Linked DNA regions of Homo sapiens: region 2 is linked to region 1. The links are chromatin loops, found by intact Hi-C in ENCODE. Cell type or tissue: mammary epithelial cell. All regions are shown on one strand. Links, peaks and the distances in the headings refer to the core of each region. The heading gives the core; the rest is flanking DNA. Region 1 holds the start of PAK3 (p21 (RAC1) activated kinase 3). Region 2 has its middle 89 kb from the start of PAK3.

Region 1 (2,910 bases), core at 139-2,638:
TCAGTTCACCCAAAAGTGCGGCAGTAATCTTGCCAGAGCCAGTTCACAAACTGAGGGCAATGTCCCCCAGCGAGCTAAGGGGAACAGGAGAGAAGGAGAGGCAGTGGACCCAATGACACTGCTCCCCAGACAAAGAGAGGGCCAATCCAGGGACCCTGAGCTTTCTGGGGGCGTTATTGCATCATTCCAATCCCCACAGGAGAAGAAAAGGGTCCCCCTGTTATTACCATCCCCCCACCAAAAAAAGGGGAGGGGGATAAAGAAAAATAAAAGAAAGAGGGGAAGGCGCCCGTTTAAGAAAATCGTCACTTTTTCTCTTTCCTCGTGTGTGTGTGTGTGTGTGTGTGTGTGTGTGTGTGTGTGTGTAAGGGGCGGGGGGGTTCTACCCCGGACTTGGCCAGACCGTGGCCACACCCCCTCCCCTTTTCTAGGGAACTGCTGTCACAGCTACTGGGGCTGGGTAGGGGGGCGGGCGGGGGGGTGAAAGGGAAGACTTACAGGCTGACGTAGCTTTCAAGGCGGGTTTTGCCTCAAGCGGCCCAGGCCCCAGTAAACGAGTCTAGGGTTTGACCAAGCGAAGGAGCCCCGGCCCTCTGGGAACGGCCCTGACACACCCACTTGTCCGCGAACTGGGATCATGCAAACTGCTCGCTTGGTCTCAGGGCTCCGGGGAGCCACGTAGGAGACTCGAGGCTGGGGCACAAACAGGACAGGAGGGGGGTCCGGAAAGGCAGAACATCTGCCCAGCAGCCTTAAAGCATCATCCAACAGCCACCCCCTCCCCCGCGGTAGCCCGGGTGCAGTTAGTCGCGGGATTTACCTGCCACGGATCCAGCCACCCCGTCAAGACCTTTCCTCTACCTCCGAGCGCTCCAGCTGGCGGGGCTGGGGAGCCGCAGCCCCGCGGCCGCAGCCGCAGCCCCGGGCCCAGCCCGCTCCCCCTGGCTCTTCTCCCGCCCCCGCACACTGGCTCGAGGCGGGGAAAAGCTGCAGCCCCCAGTGCGAGATCCCAGACGGTTAGCTGGCACAGCTGCCCGCCCGCGGTAGAGCCCCTGCTCGGCAACCGCTCCCTAGCCCTTCTCTGCTATTACGTCACCCGAGCTCTGCACCTTACCTAGGCCAATCAGATGGTGAGCATAAAACTAAAATCGCCCTGAGTGGGCTACTGGGGACCAATCTTTTGTTTCCAGGCAGGAAGCGCCTGGGAGGGGGAAAAAACTGAAGGGGAGGGAACATGGAGAGGGAAAGGGAAAGGAGATGGAAACTTCTACACTGTCAGGGTTGTCTAGACAGAGGTGGGGCCATCAAAAAAGAGGGGCACCTGACAGGATGGAGAGGAGGGGAGAGTTCATGTATCTTCCTTAATTGCTCCCCTCAGGAGAATTGAGATTTCAGATGAATTTTCAGGGGACGAAATCTGTACAGCTACACGGGCACACTTTATTCGGGGGAAAAAACGGTTTCGATTTGGGACACCACCTGTCAGCCAGGCAGGTTAAACTGACGGAATCTCTAAAATACACAGAAAACTAAGAGAGACAGATGTGGCAGTGGAATTCAAAGAGATGGCAGTCTAGATCGGGAAACTACTTTTCTGCATATGAAGCACACACATTCCAAAAAGCAAGGAATTATACAAAAAATAAAAATAACTCTACTTCAAATGGAGCTTAAATGCGATTCTCTCTGTCCATCCTTTCCCTTAAACCTTCAAAGCTTTCTCTTGTCTTTAGGATACGGTTCAAATTTTTGCAGATGGCCAAAGCTTTATAAAATCTAACTCCAAAAATAATCTCTTGCTACTCCAAAATCCATACTCCCCATGATTTGGCTAGATTATGTAAATTATGGTGAATCCCAGCAAGGCGACAGTAAGCTGCCATAAAAAGTCAAATAATACAAAACAATAAGGACATTCAAATTATAATGATGTAAAATATGCCTACAGAAAACGATCAGAAGAGGACATAAAATTGTAACCGTTGGGTTAAACTAGTAGTATTATGAGTAACTTTTTCTTTCTACTTTCAAATTTATTTTCATAAAGATAAATATATCCTCACATACTTAAATGGCCAAAATAGATCATGACCCTTCCCAGTGAACTTTTATTCAATTTTCTCCACACTGTGTAACATCCAGCAATAATTTCTCCATAATGCCAACAAAATAGGTTTCAAGAACAAGAGTGAACTAATATATCTGCCCAGGTCCTTTTAGTAAAAGTCGTACAAAAGAGCTACAGATGACCACACGCGGTGGCTCACACCTGTAATCCCAGCACTTTGGGAAGCCCAGGCGGGCGGATCACCTGAGGTCAGGAGTTCAAGACCAGTCTGACCAATATGATGAAACCCCGTCTCTACTAAAAATACAAAAATTAACTGGGCATGGTGGCATGCGCCTGTAATCCCAGCTACTTGGGAGGCTGAGACAGGAGAATCACTTGAACCCAGGAGGTGGAGGTTGCAGTGAGCCGAGATTGCGCCACTGCACTCCAGTCTGGGCAACAAGAGCAAAACTCCGTCTCCAAAAAAAAAAAAAAAAAAAAAAAAAGAGCTACAGATTCGCCAGACAAAACATCTCAGGCAGTTGAAGAATGGGATGCCTCTTTTGGACTGATTCATTTTAAATTGTGATGATACAGGGAATTGAGAAAAACAACAACAATGATCCACTCTATGCCAAAACAAGAAAGAGGGAGGCAAAGACTAAGTAAACGATGTAATCCAGACCATTTTTAAGGGTCAGTTTGCATTTTATTTTCCTAAATTCAAAATATATATATTAATGCATATATGAGTATTACATTAACATTGTAGAAAGTGGTAGAGCTGGGATTTGTATCGAAATGAGTCCAAAGTCCATGCTTTTTCTAATATGATACAGTTTACTACTGCTAAGAATTAA
Region 2 (2,910 bases), core at 192-2,691, 89 kb after region 1:
GTCACCCAGCAAGTAAAGTGGACATGCTAAAACTTGAACCCAGGCAGTGATGCTTCTGATGGCTGTGCTTGCAGCATAGTGCTCTCTGCTTCATGCACTGAACACCTACTCACTGCCAGGTGTCATGGAGACACCAGAAATGGTATAAAGGATAGGGCCTCCGCCCTCAGGGAAATGACAGTGAAGATTGGAGAGGGTCTACTGGAGGAGGCTGCAAAGTGTGCTTGGCTGCTAAGTAAATCTCATAATACAAAGGTGCTCAGAGAAGAGCTGACATGATAACCACAACAATTATGATATTTCATGTTGGCTGAGCACATTTATATGTGCCTGACATGTGTTTAACATGTCTGACTTCACTTATTCCTTACAGCAATTCTGTGATTTATATACCAGCACCAGTGTCACTTAAGAGTAACGGAACTGAGGCTCAGAGAGGTAAAACAAAGCAACTCATCCAAGATTGCACAACTAGCAAGTAGGACTAGACTGGATTTGAACTACTCTTTGTCTACACATAGAAGAAACTTAATAAATGCCCATCAAGTCCATGACTATCTTCCATTTCTTGAGCACTTGCTGTACTCGCTATTTGATTTAATACTCACAACTCTATGAAGTCAGTACAATTATTGACCCTATTTTATAGATGAGGAACCCAAAGCTCAGAGATGTTAAGTAACTTGCCCGAGTTCACACACTTATTAAGTGGTAAAGCGAGGATACAAACTCAGGGCTGACCAACTCCAGGGCCTTTCTCATTTGTCTTCTAGAGCTTTTCTCTGGGGTTGCATGCTCAGTAAAGCTCAGTTGCCTTCTGTGCATTCACACTAGTTGGCCTCGATTTGGATGTAAACAAGGAAGATATAAATAACAGGATAGCCTCTAATTCAATGCATGGAAAGCACAATCACAACACACAGGCAGAGGGGAAAGGAGCTACCTTGAGGGGGAAATGGTAGAGCAAGGTTTGGGAAGTTCTGATGGAAGCAGGGTCCTCCAAGTGAGAGACATTTTGGTTCTCCACTTACAGTGGAAGCAACAAACTCAAAGCATGCCACAGCCAGCATGAAATGGGAATCCTCCTTGGAATTTTATTTCTAAGAAAGGGGTCCTCACCTGGAGGAGGCAGCTGGACCCACGCAGCCTGTACCCTGACACTTCATCAGAACTATGTTGCTCTCTATAAGAGCCTCAGCTTGGCTCCACTGCCACCCACTGGAAAGGGCTGCACTTCTCCTGGGACTTGTATCATAAACTTGCTTTTGAAGAGACCATTCATACCTTCTTCCATTTGCTGCAAGCCTTTGTTTATGCTTATTCTGCTAGGTGCTCTGTTCTGTTCTGTGGATCAGAGTGACTCCCACAGGGCAGGTTGGGCCCCACTGCAGACTTTCTGAATCCCTCACGGGGAGTTGCCATGGTCAAGGGGTCAAGATGATGGGGCTGCCAATCCATAGAACTCTGCAGGCCCACTCCACTTAGAGAATTTTTCTTGCAGTTCCAAAATACTTGTTTACTGACTGACAAATTTATGGTGGGGTAATTCAGTCCAAGAATTGCTACTCTGAGGGTGGCCCATGGAATAACCTCATTGGCATCACCAGGGAGTCTATTAGAAATGCAGAATCTCAGGGGGGCATGGTAACTCATGCCTGTAAACTCAACATTTTGTTTGGGAGGCCAAGGCGGGAAGATCACTTGAGCCTGGAAAGTTGACGCTTCGGTGAGCCATGATCACACCACTACACTCCAGCAGAGGCAACAGAGGGAAAACTTATCAAAAAAAAAAAAAAAGAAAGAAAGAAAGAAAGAAAGAAAGAAAGAAAGAAAGGGAAATGCAGATTCTCAGGTCCCACTACAGACTTTCCGAATCAGAAACTGAATTTTAACCAGATCTCCAGGAGATGTGTATGAGCATTAAAGTGGAAGAAACACTGATGTAGGATAATGTCTCAGAAAGGCTTTCAGTCTCACCTATCTATAGCAGGTCCCCATTCCCTCTATTTGACTGAACCCAATGGTTTCCAAATTTGGTTGGGCTTTATTTCATCAGGGGATCTGTTTTATTTTTTATTTTTTAAAAAGAATTTTGTATTTCAAAATAATTTTAAACCAACAGAAGAGTTCTAAGAATAGTACCAAAAAAACCCTGTATACCCCTCACCCAGATGAGCCAAATTGTTAGCATTTTGCCATATTTGCTTTATTCCTCCTTTACATTTCTAGGTGTTTTTCTCCCTAATCCATTTGAGTTTGTTGCAGACATCATGCCTTTCACCGCTAGATACTTTAGTGCATATTTCCTAAGAAGGAGGACATCCTCTTACGTAATCACAGCACCATGGTTACCAAGTTCAGTAATTTTAACACTGACACAATTATATTACCTAATATATAGTCCATATTCAAATGTGGCTAATTGTCTCAATGATGTCCTTTGTGGCAATTTTGTTTTCCATCTGGGGAGCTTTTAAAAAGTACCAATGCTGTGGCCCTAACTCCATAGCAATTAAGACATAATCTCTGAGGGAGGGGACTCTGCATATATATTTTTTAAAGTTTTCCAAGAGATTCTAATGTGCAGGGCTGAGAAATACTGTGCTATAGGCTTTTTCTGTGACCCCTGTCTATTGCTGGGATAGGAACTCTTGTCAGCAGGGTAAACCCTGGGTATAATTTGTCTAGACCTCCATGTCTCCTTTAGTCTGAGTTCTGACATAATTAACTGTCTATGAGATGTACTGGGCCTTTCCTCATTGCTTTTTGATGCCACCTCACTAATGTAAACAAAACATTCATTTTTTCATCCTATTTTTTCTTACAGCTGCTTAGCACAGTCCTTATGAAAAAATGAAGCCTTGAAAATGGTATATCCTCTCGACAAAGCTAAGCCTGACAAGTTGGCTG

The links. Peaks named below come from ENCODE experiments on the same cell type or tissue, not always from the same donor. Only the 100,000 strongest peaks of a DNase experiment are listed, where the experiment ranks them.
Region 2: it touches region 1 in a loop (14-fold over the local background); 25 of 110 quality-filtered maps call a loop at or near these places.

What each region holds. Positions count from the first base shown.
Region 1 is chrX:111,094,326-111,097,235 of GRCh38, reverse strand. It overlaps PAK3 (p21 (RAC1) activated kinase 3), which reads right to left and starts at 1,045. Exons shown (of 18, transcript NM_002578.5): 1 at 821-1,045. RefSeq lists a silencer at 845-974. In mammary epithelial cell, for the core only: no CTCF peak of the experiment used is centred there; a DNase peak (open chromatin) is centred at 1,145; H3K4me3 peaks cover 1,063 bases; H3K27ac peaks cover 416 bases.
Region 2 is chrX:111,005,737-111,008,646 of GRCh38, reverse strand. It overlaps a transcript of PAK3 not described here. Among named protein-coding and RNA genes, the nearest start is that of PAK3, 89 kb to the left of the region's middle. In mammary epithelial cell, for the core only: no CTCF peak of the experiment used is centred there; no DNase peak of the experiment used is centred there.